Linked DNA regions of Homo sapiens: region 2 is linked to region 1. A link is a contact called in ENCODE Hi-C data. All regions are on one chromosome and are shown on one strand. Each heading gives the region's core, a stretch centred on a gene start or an enhancer-like site at or near the end of the contact. The rest is flanking DNA. Distances are from core to core; before and after follow the strand shown.

The links. A loop is a pair of places that touch in the nucleus more often than their neighbours do. Pooled maps may share reads with other maps.
Region 2: a loop to region 1 is called in a map of Calu3, with 2.1 times the contacts of the local background. The contact joins two enhancer-like sites. A Hi-C loop is called at or near these places in 2 of 168 maps with a recorded cell type or tissue (Calu3 and transverse colon) and 1 of 50 pooled maps.

The regions. Positions count from the first base shown.
Region 1 is chr7:46,381,942-46,389,479 of GRCh38, reverse strand. No RefSeq gene overlaps it. Among named protein-coding and RNA genes, the nearest start is that of IGFBP3, 460 kb to the right of the region's middle. Within about 2 kb of position 3,364, at least 2 of the 41 ENCODE cell types and tissues checked have a DNase peak (open chromatin) inside an H3K27ac peak, as active enhancers do.
Region 2 is chr7:46,554,804-46,562,341 of GRCh38, reverse strand. No RefSeq gene overlaps it. Among named protein-coding and RNA genes, the nearest start is that of IGFBP3, 640 kb to the right of the region's middle. Within about 2 kb of position 2,986, at least 3 of the 41 ENCODE cell types and tissues checked have a DNase peak (open chromatin) inside an H3K27ac peak, as active enhancers do.

The DNA.
Region 1 (7,538 bases), core at 2,115-4,614:
GTTAGAAATCATCATAGGGAAACTTCCTGAGTAGTTGGAAGGACTGGAGAAAGACTTTCCAGGAATGACACCAATTTCCTGGCACAGATGAGAAGTCAGCCGTCACCCACAGCCACAGCTGAGCATCCAACATTAGGAACTCGGCTTGACTTGACTGATGCAGCCATTAGCACTGACACCTTCCTAAGCCTTGAATTTGACATTAAACTCCTGAGAAGCCATTACTGCAGCTGCTGCCACTGTAGACAGCCTGCTCCTCTACCCCAGCCAGCACAGACTAGTCTATGTTGCCCACTTCAGAAACAAAACCCAGGCCCTGTATGACTGAGTGTCAGCCAACATCACAGACCTGTGTCCCAGCTGCAAAGGGGGCTGAAAACATGAGTCACGAAGTCCACGTGAAAGGGTCCCATCATCGGTGACATTGTGAAAGGTTAATGGAGAAATATGGATAAGGTACTAAAATATAAAAGGCAGTCAGGAGTACCACACATGACCACAGCAGGCTGTGGAATCCACAGAACTGGGCTGGCTCCCATCCCTGATTCCACACTTGGTGTTTGATAAATGGTAGTGAGTGCAACCCAGTGGGTTCACTTTGCCCACTGCCCAGAGAGAGCCGATTTATCAAGACAGGGGAATTGCAATAGAGAAAGAGTAACTCACAGAGAGCCTGTGGTGCAGGAGACAGGAGTTTTATTATTACTCAAATAGTCTCCTTGAACGTTCGAGGATCAGAGTTTTTAAGGACAGCTTGGTGGGTGGGTGGAAGCCAGTGAGCCTGGAGTGCTGATTGGTCAGGTCAAAGATGAAATCATAGGAAGTCGAAGCCGTCTTCGCGCTTTGAGTCCGTTCCTGGGTGGGGTCCACAAGATCAGATGAGCCAGTTTATCAATCTGGGTGGTGCCAGCTGATCCATCAGGTTCAGGGTCTGCAAAATATCTCAAGCACTGATCTTAGGAGCAGTTTAGGGAGGGTCAGAATCCAGCTGCATGACACCTAAACCATAATTTCTAATCTTGTGGCTAATTTGTTAGTCCTGCAAAGGTAGTCTAGTCCTCAGGCAAGAAGGGGGTTTGTTTCGGGAAAGGGCTGTTCTTGTCTTTGTTTTAAATGATAAACTATAAACTAATTTATTCTCAAAGTTAGTTCAGCCTACGTCCAGGAATGAACAAGGACAGCTTGGAGGTGAGAAGCAAGATGGAGTTGGTTAGGTCAAAGCTCTTTCCACTGTCTCAGTTACACTTTTGCAATGGCAGTTTCACACATATTAGTATTCAGAGTTCAGGGCTCTCTTACAATGCCTTTCCCCAATCTTAGGATTCAGGGCTGCTCTGCAACACATTTTTTCCCTCTTTCAATCTGAAATTTACGGCTCAGCAGAGTAAAAGGGGCTAAGTAGACAGGAAGTCTACTTTACTTTTTAAATTTTCTTTACTTTACTGTCATCCTTGATGCCAAACTATACCCTTGGAGACGTTCCCTTAAACATCTCATTCTTTTCTTGCATCAAGCACAACCACAAAACCCTTTTTTATTATTAAAAATTTCCTATATTCTGACCTCATTCCTTATTTCTATTGTTAGGCAATCCACTTCCACTCAAAAAAAGGCATTAGGCAAATGTGTGACACATTGTGTTTGAATTCTGTGCCTGGTATTATTAGCTACATGACCTTGACCAAGTCACCACTTTCTATTATGTCATCAGCAAAATTGCTGTAAGGTTGCCTGAAGATTTAAATGGGGTAATTCATGTAAAAGTATCTGGTACTTATTAGATTCTCAATAAAGACTGATTTCATTCCTCAATGTATGTAAAAATATCTGGTACAGTATGCAGCATACAACAGGCACTTAAAACATGTGTTTATATTTTCTGTATTTTAAATTAAAAATTCAGAAATATCATATGAAAATATGTCCACTTCACTTGAAGTCTCACTGAAAACAAGAAGCAATGCAGCATCATGTGTTCACATAAACCTGTGGATTTAGTCCTGTCTTAGCTCATTCAGGCTCTATAACAAAAGTACTACAGACTGGGTGGCTTTACCAACAAACATTTATTTCTCACAATTCTGCATACCGAAAAGTTCAAGATCAAGGTGCCAGCAAGTTTGGTATCTGGGGAGGTCCTGCTTTCTGCTTCACAGAGGGCAACTTCTTGCTGTGTCACCACATGGTGGAAGAAGCAAAGAAGATCCCTTGGGCCTATTTTATAAGGGCACTAATCCTGTTCATGAGGATCCACCCTCACAAGCTCATCTATCCCTAATCATCTCACAATGGCTCCACCTCCCATGATGATATGAATTTTGTGGGGACAAAATGTTCAGTCTATAGCAATCCCCATTTGCAGAAAAGAACTGAGGTTCTGAAAATGGAGAGATAGTACCAAATTGGCCATGAAAGAATAAAACAAAACAAAACAAAACAAAACCCCATGGTCTCTCCTGACGTGAGTTGATGAATCACCTAGCAGTCTGGAGATGAACTGTCTGCAAAAGGTCAAGATAAGGTGGGCTGCCACCAGGAGAAGATCGAGGAATGCAAAGCTGCATTCCTTCAGAAACAAAAATAGGCCCGGGCTATAGCAAGATGTGATTCTAAGGACCTGAAGATTAAATTGTAAAATTCCTTCTAGAGAAACTCTCTTCAACAGCTAGGGATAATAATAATATGTTCCTGAAGTCAAAACTGACTTGAAAATCTGTAGGCATTGCAAGGACTGCTCGCTGAAATGACAGACACATACATTTTATTTCTATAGCTCCTGGATCATTATGCAATGTATGGGAACATAGCTCAGAACACTAAGCCACCACCAAGGGGGAAAATCAGCAAATTCAACCATGAGCATCAGTATGACCTCTGTATGTGGGATGGATCAGGACATTGCTCATCAGAAATGAAGCAATAGTATTTCATCGGTTTTGATATTGGTATCAATAAATGTGTAAATTGATTTATCAGGCCTATTACTTTTTGTCAGCTCTTTCTTATTAATCTTGAAATAAATCTTAGTATATAACAATGTTCTAGGCTTCTGGCTATAATGGACCTTGTCCTTTTCCTATGTTATATACAAGAAAAGAGATACCTGATTATCAGAAAAAAATATATATTTTCTGATGATTCACAAAGTCACAAGTTCTGGGAAAGTGAAATAGTTTTGAAGTAAGTAAAAATTTGGTCATGAGTACAGGATTTGGCCAAATGACAAGATAATTTGTGGGTGAAGAAATTCCTGGATCTTGGATTGGAATAGGGTTAGGTTATAACTTAGTGGGCCCTTGTTGTATTTAATATGTGACTCAGAGCCTGTTAATCTTGCTGTGTTGGGTTTCTCTGGGAGAAGTAGCATTTGTGATTCATTGTGGACCTAAGAATCTTCTTATTTTTAATCATATTTGGGAAAGTTTTTTCAATAACCATCTTGATGTTTTATTCCATGGCAACACTGTCTTACTACAGCCACAATGTTGGGACCTTCTTGTCTTATCTTTAAAACAAACAAAAAAATTCTTTACATCTGGTTTAGTCTAACATGAAGTGTTTAAGTTTCCTGGAAGGAATTAGTGAATCTATGAACTCTGCATGACACATAAAACAATAAAACAAACTATGCCCCTTGCACAATAAGATTAATATTGGCAAAATGAACTGATATAAAAAGATTTTTTAAAAACAAAAAATTAAATTTTTTAAAAAATAATTTACAATGAAACTTACAAAAAATTTAGGAATTTTGTTTTAAAATAATTCACAGTGGAACTTGGAAAACTGTATATTTCAAATACCACATATGTAATTCCTGAGATAATATATGTATATTTGTACATATCTTTTTGAAATGAGCAAAATCAATTTGAATTTAGTAATTTAAGATTATTGGACACCAAAGTGGCCTTGTTTTGATGGACTTTATTTTTGGGTGTAATGTAAAACTCATAGCAAAATTGAGTGAAAAATATAGAGATTTTTCCATAAACCTCCTAGCCCACACCCCCTACCCCCACAGACTCTCCACTATCAACATCTCCCATCAGAGTGGAACATTTGTTAGACTTGATGAATCTACAATGACCCAACATTATTAACCAAAGATCACTCCTGATGTACATTCTGTGGGTTTGGACAAATGTATAATGACATGTATGCACCATTACAGCATCATACAGAAGACTTTCACTGCTTTAATAATCTTCTGTGTTCTGCCTATCTGAACTAGCTTTTATTTATTTATTTTGTTATTACCATATGTGTATTTATTATAAAATTCCAATAATATGGAACTAGCAAAAGTAGAAAGTCAAAGGTCCCTAAAGTCTCTCATGTTCCCATCACCCCAGCAAAGACAATCTCAACTGAAATTGAACCATAATTTCTCCAGCTTCATAATCTTTGGCCTTAAAAACTTTTTGTGTGTACTGTACAAAAATACCTAACTATGGGATGTCACGAATATATTCTTCTGCATTTTATTCTATGAGCTTTTCCATTTCTCCCTTCTTTTTCAGAGGAAAATAGAGATCAGGACCTATGTATCTCCATAGAGAGATTAAATTGCTCTAGTGCCATTTGTTAAAAAAGATTTTGCCTTTTTTGTACGTTGATCAAAATTAAATAGACTGTTCTGATTTCACCTCAGGCTTTTAAAGTATTCAAAAGTTGACATTCCCTTCTTCACAACAAAAAAAAATTTAAAAAATAAAAATGAACAATTTGACTTTGACCCATTAGAGAGTGAAGTCACAGGACAAACCACCATCTAGAAACCTGAGAAGATAAGTGCCTGTAAAATATACAATGTTTGAAAAATAAATTTTATATGTGAAGAAAAATAAAACAGATGCCCTACTTTTTTTAATTTTTTTTTTTTTTGAGACAGAGTTTTGCTCTTGTTGCCCAGGCTGGAGCGCAATGGCAGGATATCGGCTCACCGCAACCTCTGCCTCCTGAGTTCAAGCTGATTCTCCTGCCTCAGCCTCCCGAGTAACTGGGATTACAGGCATGCGCCACCACACCCAGCTAATTTTGTATTTTTAGTAGAGATGGGGTTTCTCCATGTTGGTCAGGGTTGTCTCAAACTCCTGACCGCGGGTGATCCACCTGCCTCAGCCTCCGAAAGTGCTGGGATTACAGGCGTGAGCCACTGCATCCAGCCCAGATTCCCTACTTTACACCACATTCCCAAGTGGATTCCAGCATATTAGAGGTTTGGATATAAAATATAACAGAGTAAAGTTAATAGAAGAAGTTAATAGAATAAATTATAGGATTATATTTTTGACTCCCAAAAGAAAATCCATTAAGTAAAATATTTATTAATTTTATTAAATGAAAATTAAATTCCTATTTAAAATTAAGGATGTAGACTTCCATTTTCAACTCTGACATGTAACAGATGGGAAGTCATCACTTCTGTCCTTAACAACAAGAAAAAAGCTGGACAATGTAAAAATCAGTGACCTTTTTTGGACCCATCAGATAACTGAGATCACAGAGCAAACAACCACCTCAACACACGGAACAGTGAATGCATCTAAAGAGATAAAGCAGATGAGATCTGTTTATCTAAAGAGAAAGCCGTGGTACCCCATAATCCTGTAGGAACATGAAACTAGAGGCTGAGTGTGGGCTGCATGAGGGTGAGAAGTTCCTGAGTCATTAGTCATATGTGGGTCACACTTTCTTAAGCTTTTTTCCATATGACCCACCACCTACTACACTCTCATGAGAGGACTCCCCAACTCCTCTCTCTCTCCTCTCCACTTTCTTTTTTCCTTCCCTATCCTGGCCTCACCTCTCTTTGGCCCTGGCAGTAAAGGGGAAAAGTGGTCATCATGAAATCTTCTCTAACCTTTCTTCCTTCCAATACAGAAGGCTTAATTCCAGTGATTCCACATGACAAGAGTGAAATTCAGTCCCAACTAGTGGGGGAGAACTCTACCCTGTTTCAGTACTGCTCAAAATGCCCTTCCTCTGTCACCTCAGGCAAGGAAATAAACACACACAAAAAAACATAATTTATAGGGGGAGGGCTCCAAAGGCACAGATTTCAAAGGTTGTTAGCTACATGGGAGGAATGAATTAGATTACAGGGAAAGTTTTAACCCCGAATGAGGGAACTTTGAAGGCCTACACCTCAAGATAGCCCATTATGAACCCCAAAGGATGTAAATTAATCAAAAGATTAGAGATTTCTTCTCTTCAAACACACATAACCTAGAAATATGTTAGGAAACTTTTAGTAAAAATAACAGTAGACTACAGCAAGAAGTGCAAGAAAGTCACTCTCTCTGAGGACTAGAACAAATGGAAGCCACAAAACCAAGAGAAGAGAAAAAACAGGGACAATAGAGAAATTGCATGCCTCTACTGCCTGTAGGAATAAGAAACATCAAACAGCCCAACTCTTAAAGGCTTATTTAATCTCAGTATTTATTACCCCACACAACAAAAAATTTACAAGCCATGCTAAAAAGGCAAGAAAAACACAGTCTAAAGAGACAAAACAATTATCAGAACCAAACACCAGTATGGCATAGATGTTGGAATAATCAAACAAACATGGAATGTGACATGACAATGATTAATAATAATATGTTAAAGAGGTTAAAGGAAAAATATAGATAACACACAGGATGAGATAGATAACGCTAGCAGAGACAGAAACTCAAAGGAGTCAAAAGAAAATGCTAAATATTAAAAACACAGTAACATAATAAAGAACAAATTTGATGGGCTGGATTATCAGTAGATCCAACTGTGACAAGGAAATAATAACTAAAAATTAAGGTTGGTCAATAGAAATTATCTAAACTTAAGCCCAAAGAAAAATAAGAAAGAAAAACAACATCCAAACACCATGCTAAAATATTAAGTGATTTTAATATTCATATAATTGAAATACTAGGAGGATATAAAAGCAAGACAGAACACATATTTGAAAAAAATGGCCAAATTTTTTTCCAAATTGATGACAGACACCAAATTACACATCCCAAAAGCTTACTAAGCAAGATACACACACACACACAATCAGACATATATTTGAAATTCAGAAGAGTTAATTGACCACATATTTTATATATTGTTGGACTTTTTGTTATGTTCCATTGTCTATTTGTCTATTATGTCAATACCAAATAGTAATTATTATTTTACCATTACAATAAATATTGTATAATCCCTTCAACTTTTTCTTTTGCAAGATGGTTTTGTCTGTTCTACATTATTTAACTGTTATCTATATACTCTAGAATCAGCTAGCTTGCCAAATTCTGCAAAAAAAAAAGGCTGCTAGAGTTTTGATTATGTTTATGTTCAATCTACAGATTGATTTGAGAATAGATATCCTAACAATAGAGTTTTACAATCCATGAACATGGTATATCCATCTATATATGTCTTAATTTCTCTCAAAAATGTTTTATGTAGAGAGAACTGGCACACGCTCTGTTAGGCTTTTTTTTCTATGTAGTTTGTGCTTCAAATGCAGAAGAGCTAAACTAACATTTAAAATAGTAACT
Region 2 (7,538 bases), core at 1,737-4,236, 170 kb before region 1:
TTATGTTGAACCAGCCTTGCATCCCAGTTATGAAGCCAACTTGATTGGGATGGGTAAGCTTTTTGATGTGCTGCTGGATTTGGTTTGCCAGTATTTTATTGAGGATTTTCAAATCAAAGTTCATCAAGGGTATTGGCAAATTTTCTTTTTTTGTTGTGTCTCTGCCAGGTTTTGGTATCAGGATGATGCTGGCCTCATAAAATGAGTTAGGGAGGATTCTCTCTTTTTCTATTGATTGGAATACTTTCAGAAGGAATGGTAGCAGCTCCTCCTTGTACCTCTGGTAGAATTCGGTTGTGAATCTATCTGTTCCTGGGCTTTCTTTGGGTTGCCAGGCTAATAATTACTGCCTTAATTTCAAAAAATGTTAAGGGCAGCCAGAGATAGGTCAGGTTACCTACAAAGGAAAGCCCATTAGACTAACATCAGATCTCTCTGCAGAAATCCTACAAGCCAGAAGAGAGTGGGGGCCATTATTCAACATTCTTGAAGAAAAGAATTTTCAACCCAGAATTTCATATCCAGCCGAACTAAGTTTCATAAGCAAAGGAGAAATAATATCTTTCATAGAGAAGCAAATGCTGAGAGATTTTTTCACCACCAGGCCTGCCTTACTAGAGCTCCTGAAGGAAGCACTAAATATGGAAAGGAAAAACTAGTACCAGCAACTGCAAAAACACACCAAATTGTGAAGACCATGGACACTATGAAGAAACTGCATCAACCAATGGGCAAAATAACCAGTTAGCATCATAATGACAGGATCAAATTCACACATAACATTGTGACCTGGAATTAATGTAGTGGGCTAAATGTAATGTAATGGGCTAAAAAATGTAAATGGGCTAAATGCCCCAATTAAAAGACACAGACTGGCAAATTGGATAAAGAGTCAAGAACCATTGGTGTGCTGTCTTTAGGAAACCCCTCTCATGTGCAAAGACACACATATGCTCAAAATAAAAGGATGGAGGAATATTTACTAAACAAATGGAAAGCAAAAAATTTGCAGGGGTTTCAATCCCAGTCTTTGACAAAAAAAGACTTTAAACCGACAAAGATCAAAAAAGACAAAGAAGAGCATTACATAATGGTAAAGTGGTCAATGCAACAAGAAGAGCTAACTTCCCTAAATATATATGCACCCAATACAGGAGCACACAGATTCATAAAGCAAGTTCTTAGATACCTACAAAGATACTTAGACTCCCACACAACAATAGCTGGAGTCTTTAACACCCCACTGTCAATCTTAGACAGATCAATGGACAGAAAATCAACAAGGATATTTCAGGACTTCAACTCAGCTCTGGACCAAGCAGACCTAACAGACATCTACAGAACTATCCACCCCAAATCAACAGAATATACATTCTTCTCAGCACCACATCACACTTATTCTAAAATTGACCACATAATTGGAAGTAAAACACTCCTTCAGCAAATGCAAAAGAATGGAAATCATAACAAACAGTCTCTCAGACCACAGTACAATCAAATTAGAACTCAGGATTAAGAAACTCACTCAAAACTGCACAACTACATGCAAACTGAACAACCTGCTCCTGAATGAATACTGGGTAAATAATGAAATTAAGGGAGAAATAAATAAGTTATTTGAAACCAATGAGAACAAAGATACAATGTACTAGAATCTCTGGGACACAGCTAAAGCAGTGTTTAGAGGGAAGTTTATAGCACTAAATGCCCACAGGAGAAAGCAGGAAATAACTTTTAGATATTTCGACACCCTAACCCCACAATTAAAACAACTAGAGAAGCAAGAGCAAACAAATTCAAAAGCTAGCAGAAGACAAGAAATAACTAAGATCAGATTAGAACTGAAGGAGATAGAGACGTGAAAAACTCTTCAAAAAAAAATGAATGAATCAGGGAGCTGGTTTTTTGAAAAGATTAACAAAATAGACCACTAGCCAGACTAATAAAGAAGAAAAGAGAGAAGAATCAAATAGACAGAATAAAAACGGATAAAGCAGATATCACCACTGATCCCAAAGAGATACAACCAACCATCAGAGAATACTATAAATACCTCTATGCAAATAAACTAGAAAATCTACAAGAAATGGATACATTCCTGGACCCATACCCCCTCCCAAGACTAAACCAGGAAGAAGGTGAATCCCTCTATTATAATTTTTATATTCTTCTTCCTCCAGGAAGTTTTCTTTGAATTCCAGACCTAACTACCATCTTCCCCTACAATCTCTTACAAACCAACTGTATGCTAACATTGATTCCTCATTGCAGAAAAGAACCAATAATAACAGTGGAGTAATACACAAGAGTGAACATTCTGTTCCATTCTTCCTTTCTCCCCTTTACTTACGGTCTCTTTCTTTTACTAGTATGAGGGGTAGCCAAATAGGATTTGTAAACAGGTCTCCTATTTTAGAAAGAGTGGTTCATTGTTTTTTATTTAGGTTCCAGAAATGGATGGAGCTATTTGATACTGCTAGAATTAATTCCAGGTCACAATTCACATTATGAAAGGAAAGATACACAGTTGGTTAAAACATAGCACATGCCATCTGAAAACACAGAGTATGCAGATAAGTCTGCATGTAAACCTGGAATTAACTGCCTGTTATTTCCAGATAAAACCTGTGAGGCCCTCACTGGCCAGCGTGTTAATGAGACCTTCCCTTCCCTGTGTCCACACCAAATGCTCATCTCATTGAAGATGCCTACTGTGCGCTAATGATTTCCTGCATTGACCTTTAACCCCATATGCCCCAAACTCCTCTAGAAATTTTTTAGAACTGCAATATTGAAGCTCTTTTAGGAAACCCCACACACTGCAGTTTGCTTCCTATGAAAGACTTCCTGTGGATGAGCCGGGGCACTGGCGTGCCCTATAGAGCATCCTCACACAAGGACAAAAACAACTGTGTGCTGAAACTTAGAATAACCTTTCCCCATGAGTCAGAATTGACTTACACAACTTAGACATTCTCCCTGGAACACGATCAAATGTCATCTTTCTCCTCCCGTTTCTCCTCAAGAGCTGGAAGGGTTAGAGGCAGCCTGTTTCTAACAAAAACACTACCATTTAGGGGTTTGGTGGTTAACGTTAAGTCTTGCCTTCAAAAGCTTACAGAACTATGGGGAAGTAAACTCAGAAATTTATAATTAAGTATGGCATCTACTGTAATATGCATTAAACACTATCAGGTTTTCCTTCTTGTAGGTTCCTCCAAACATTATGAAGCTGTCTTGATCACTCTTGCTTGGCTTTGGAGACAGTAACCAGGAAAAAGTATAGCTTCTCTTTATGAACCCTGCAATCCCTCAAAAGATGACCACTCCCCACCCACTCCCCCCCCGCCAACACACACACTTCATTAATTGTCTTGTGACAGGGCAGAGTGACAAATGATGTAATTCTGAAAGAGGCATATTTGTGTGGTGAGACACAGGGATTTCAGGGCAAAAGAGTCTCACGTTGAAGCCCTGGATCTAACACTTACTTTTTCTATAATGTTGGGTTTTATCTCTCTGCACCTCAGCTTTCTCTGTTGTAAAATAGGCATCATAAAAATTGCCTACCTCTTAAGGTGCTGTGTACATCAAATGAGTGAAAACACATGCTTGGGACAGTGCATGGCCTGTAATAAGTCCTACCTAATTGTTAGTGGACATTCTCAGTGGACTAAAGATAACAATCAAAGATGCACAGGGCAACATATGGCTTGCACCAGACTCTTTAGAAGGTCAAAGAAAGAGCATGACCCATGGTATTCAGCCTTTGCATTTGTAGCAATACCACCGGAGTGGAGCCTCTTCCACACACAGCTTCAACTACTTCCTCTAAATTGACAGTGCTATGTCAGGTCCAGATCACTGTCATGGTCTCCTGTCCAAGGCACATACTTTCTCACTTATCAGTGACCCCTGAACACTGGATAGAAACATCAAAAACTGAACCTGTCCCATGGCCCTTTCCTTCTTCTATATTCACAAATACTCCACATTGAGTAAAGGAAGTTTGGTCCTGTTTCAATGAGTGGTCTTTCCATCTGCCCTCATCCCACATGCCAGGAATCTGGATGAGGCTGTCAGACACATCTCCTCACTTTTCACATGCATTAGTCTTCCTAGCTCTGGGCCTAAACTGTCTCATGAATTCACCTCTCTCTAATTCTCCTCTCCCAGCAGAGCCTCAACAGTACCCTAAAGTTGATCTGCAATATCTGTTGTCAAATTTATCCTGTACAAACCAACTACATCCTCACTCTCCTGGCCTGCAGAGAGAACAATAAATGACCCAGTTTCAGTCAATTAGACATGCCTGCCTTGGACTTTTCATCGAGAGAGTGATAAAAAGAAGCTGACCTATGAAGCCCAACTGAGCAGAAACAAAGGGAAGAATATTTTCAGCCCAGACAAAGGTAGCTCACTAACTTATATGTGAAGATTATTCAAGCACATACATTTGGCAGAGCAGTGACCACCGTGTAACTAAGAAAGTCTAGGGAGGTGGGAGTACTGCTCAAGATGTGTCTGGAAGGACAGGCAGAGGCTTCGTTACTAAAAAGCCTGTGTGCCTGCTTAGGTACACACATCGTCTTCAGGAAATTGTTAAATAACTGTGAGCTGGCATTGCCAAGATTTAGCACTTAATCTATAAACACTAAAAGATTTTCACATGCGCAGTTTAAAAAACTCATCCAATGGTGTGTCAGGTGAAACCTTATAAAACTGTAACAGAAACCAGCTGTGTGTGCGGACTCCCAGCACGTCCATGTTCATTTCTGGCTCAGCAGAGTGTGAAGGACGTGGTTTGGGGATAGAAAGCTGCTGGCACAGGACACCTGGGCTCCAACCAGGAAGTAAGAGAACCGAGAAGGGAAAGGCAATCCAGGGGTGGGAATCCAGCCTCCCTGGGTTCAGGCACAGTTCAATCTGAGTTTAAAGTGAATACTTGGGACATTTATTATCTTATCTGAGTAAGTTATCTGCTTCTTAAGAGTGATGAGCTCATTTTTATGGTCTTGCTTTTGACTTTCAGGCTTCCCATGGGAACTTCATAAAGAGCCCATAAATATATGTTTATCTGTGTCTCTAGCATAATCCAGATTTTTGTTGAGCCGGAAGTTACCTTAAAAATTAATTTTTATATGTCTGAATAAATAAAAACATACTGCCACTCCTATAAATAATGTACACATAGAATGGACATATTCTGCACCAGGAATTTAACTGTTAAGGCTGAGATACACACATCCATATTCAATAGACAATTGTATTTGCTATTGTGTAAGCAGAGCAGTAGAAAGTACAAATATAAATGTACTCTCTTCCTTTAAAATATAAATCGGAGTATGATGCTATTAATAGATATAATACAAAATGTCTTGTATGATAGTTGCTTTAATTTCCGAGCATGTGACACTTTCTAATCTTCATTTTAATATTTTTATGCATGTTATTGCATAACAGAATTCAGAGAGAGAATAGTTTCTCTTACCCTACTACTGATTTGTAAGTTTTGAGCCAAAACTTTCATTAAAGATAATATAATAAGAATTATACCCACACATTGTAGCAAGTGCCAATTTCCTGGTTTTGATGTTGCACTGTAGTTATGTAAAATGTAGCCAACAAGAAAACCGGGTGAAGGGGGCACGGGTCCTCCCCACACTATCCTTGCTACTTCCCATAGGAAAAATTCTGTAATTATTTTGAAATAAAATGTTATTTTAAAAAAGCACACTTGCATTTCTGAACTGACCCCATTTAGTTACGGTGTGTTATTCCTTTTATGGATTCCTGATTCTACTAGTTAATTTTTAAAAGCTATTTCTGTGTTAAACTATAAGAGAATATAGTTCCATATTTTTTAATTATTGAGTTCTGTACGGTTTTTAATATCAGATTAATAAGGCCCTCATAAAATAGGTTGCAAAGTGTTCACTCCTCTATTTCATAAGAGTTTTGAGTGGCAGTGGTGTCATTTTTTGCTTAAATATTGGATAAAATTCATCAGAGGGGCCATGTGTCCCTGGAGTGTTTAATTATTGGTGGAAAAGTGTTTGGCCAGGTACTCAATTTCTTTAATGTATCTAAGTCTATTCAGATTTAACTACTTCTTCTTGAATCAGTTTTGGTAATTTGTGTCTTTCAAATAATTTGTTCATTTCACTTAAGTTATTGAATTTGTTGACGTAAAGTTGTGTATAATATTACCTTATTTTAAAGTCAGTAGAATTTATAATTATATCTCCTTTTTCCATCTTAATAGTGTGATTTGTGTCTCTTAAGTCTCCATCATTCTATCAGAATGTAAATTTTATTGTTATTTTCTGTGAAACATCTTTCAACTCTATTTATTTTTCTAATTGTATTATTTTTCCTCTTTTCCTTAAGAGAGAAATCGAAAATAGAGACAGATAAAATAGAGAAATAAATAATAGAAAAACATAATTTCTATGAATTGCTTTCTGTTTTTATATTATTTTTTCCTTCTACTTAATTTGGGGGTATTTGTTCTTTGTAATATTAAGTTAAAAACTTAGACAACTGTAGAGCACGGTGGCCCACGCCTGTAATCCCAGCACTTTGGGAGGCTGAAGCGGGCGGATCACGAGGTCAGATGTTCAAGACCAGACTGACCAACATGGTGAAACCCCATCTCTACTAAAAAAAAAAATACAAAAATTAGCCAGTCATGGTGGCACGCGCCTATAATTCCAGCCACTCAAGAGGCTGAGGCAGGAGAATTGCTTGAACCCGGGAGGCAGAGGTTACAGTGAGCCGAGATTGCGCGATTGCACTCCAGCCTGGGTGACAGAGTGAGACTCCATCTCAAAAAAAAACACAAAAAACAAAAAACAAGCAAACAAACAAACAAACAAAAAGAGTAGACTACTAATTTTATATTGTTTTTCTTTTCTAACATAACTGTTTAAAGCTATACATTTCTTTTAAAAACTGTAAGATGTATACCCCGGTCTTTTTAAAATTATTATTCATTAAAGAATCTATTCTTTTGATAGTGATTTGCTTCTTTGGCCAACATTATTTAATTTCTAATTATTTGAGGATTCTCCAGATATCATTCTATTATTTCTTATTAATTCTGCTGTGATCAGCAAATATCTCTGTATTATTTGAATCTTGTTATATTTATTGTGACTCGTCTCAAAGACTAGAATATTGTCTATTTTAGTAAATGTTTGCAAACATTTGAAAACCATGTATACCCTGCTGTTGCTGAATGCAACAATTAGATAATAGAAATTAGAAATAGAAATCTTAATTAGGTCAAGTTCATTGATAATGTTGTTCAAGGCACCTATATCTTTTCTCATCACCTCCTATTCACCCCATGGGTGAAAAAGAGACACCTCTCTCTAAACAGCATGAGATGGCCAAACACAGCACACTCAGCACCAGACAAGTGAGAAGCATGGCTCATGAGTCACATGTGCTGCCTGCATAAAGAGAGAGTACCACATACCACACAGGGCCACAGGGGTTGTGCTCTGTGAGAGAGGGAACAACCAGGGACCACA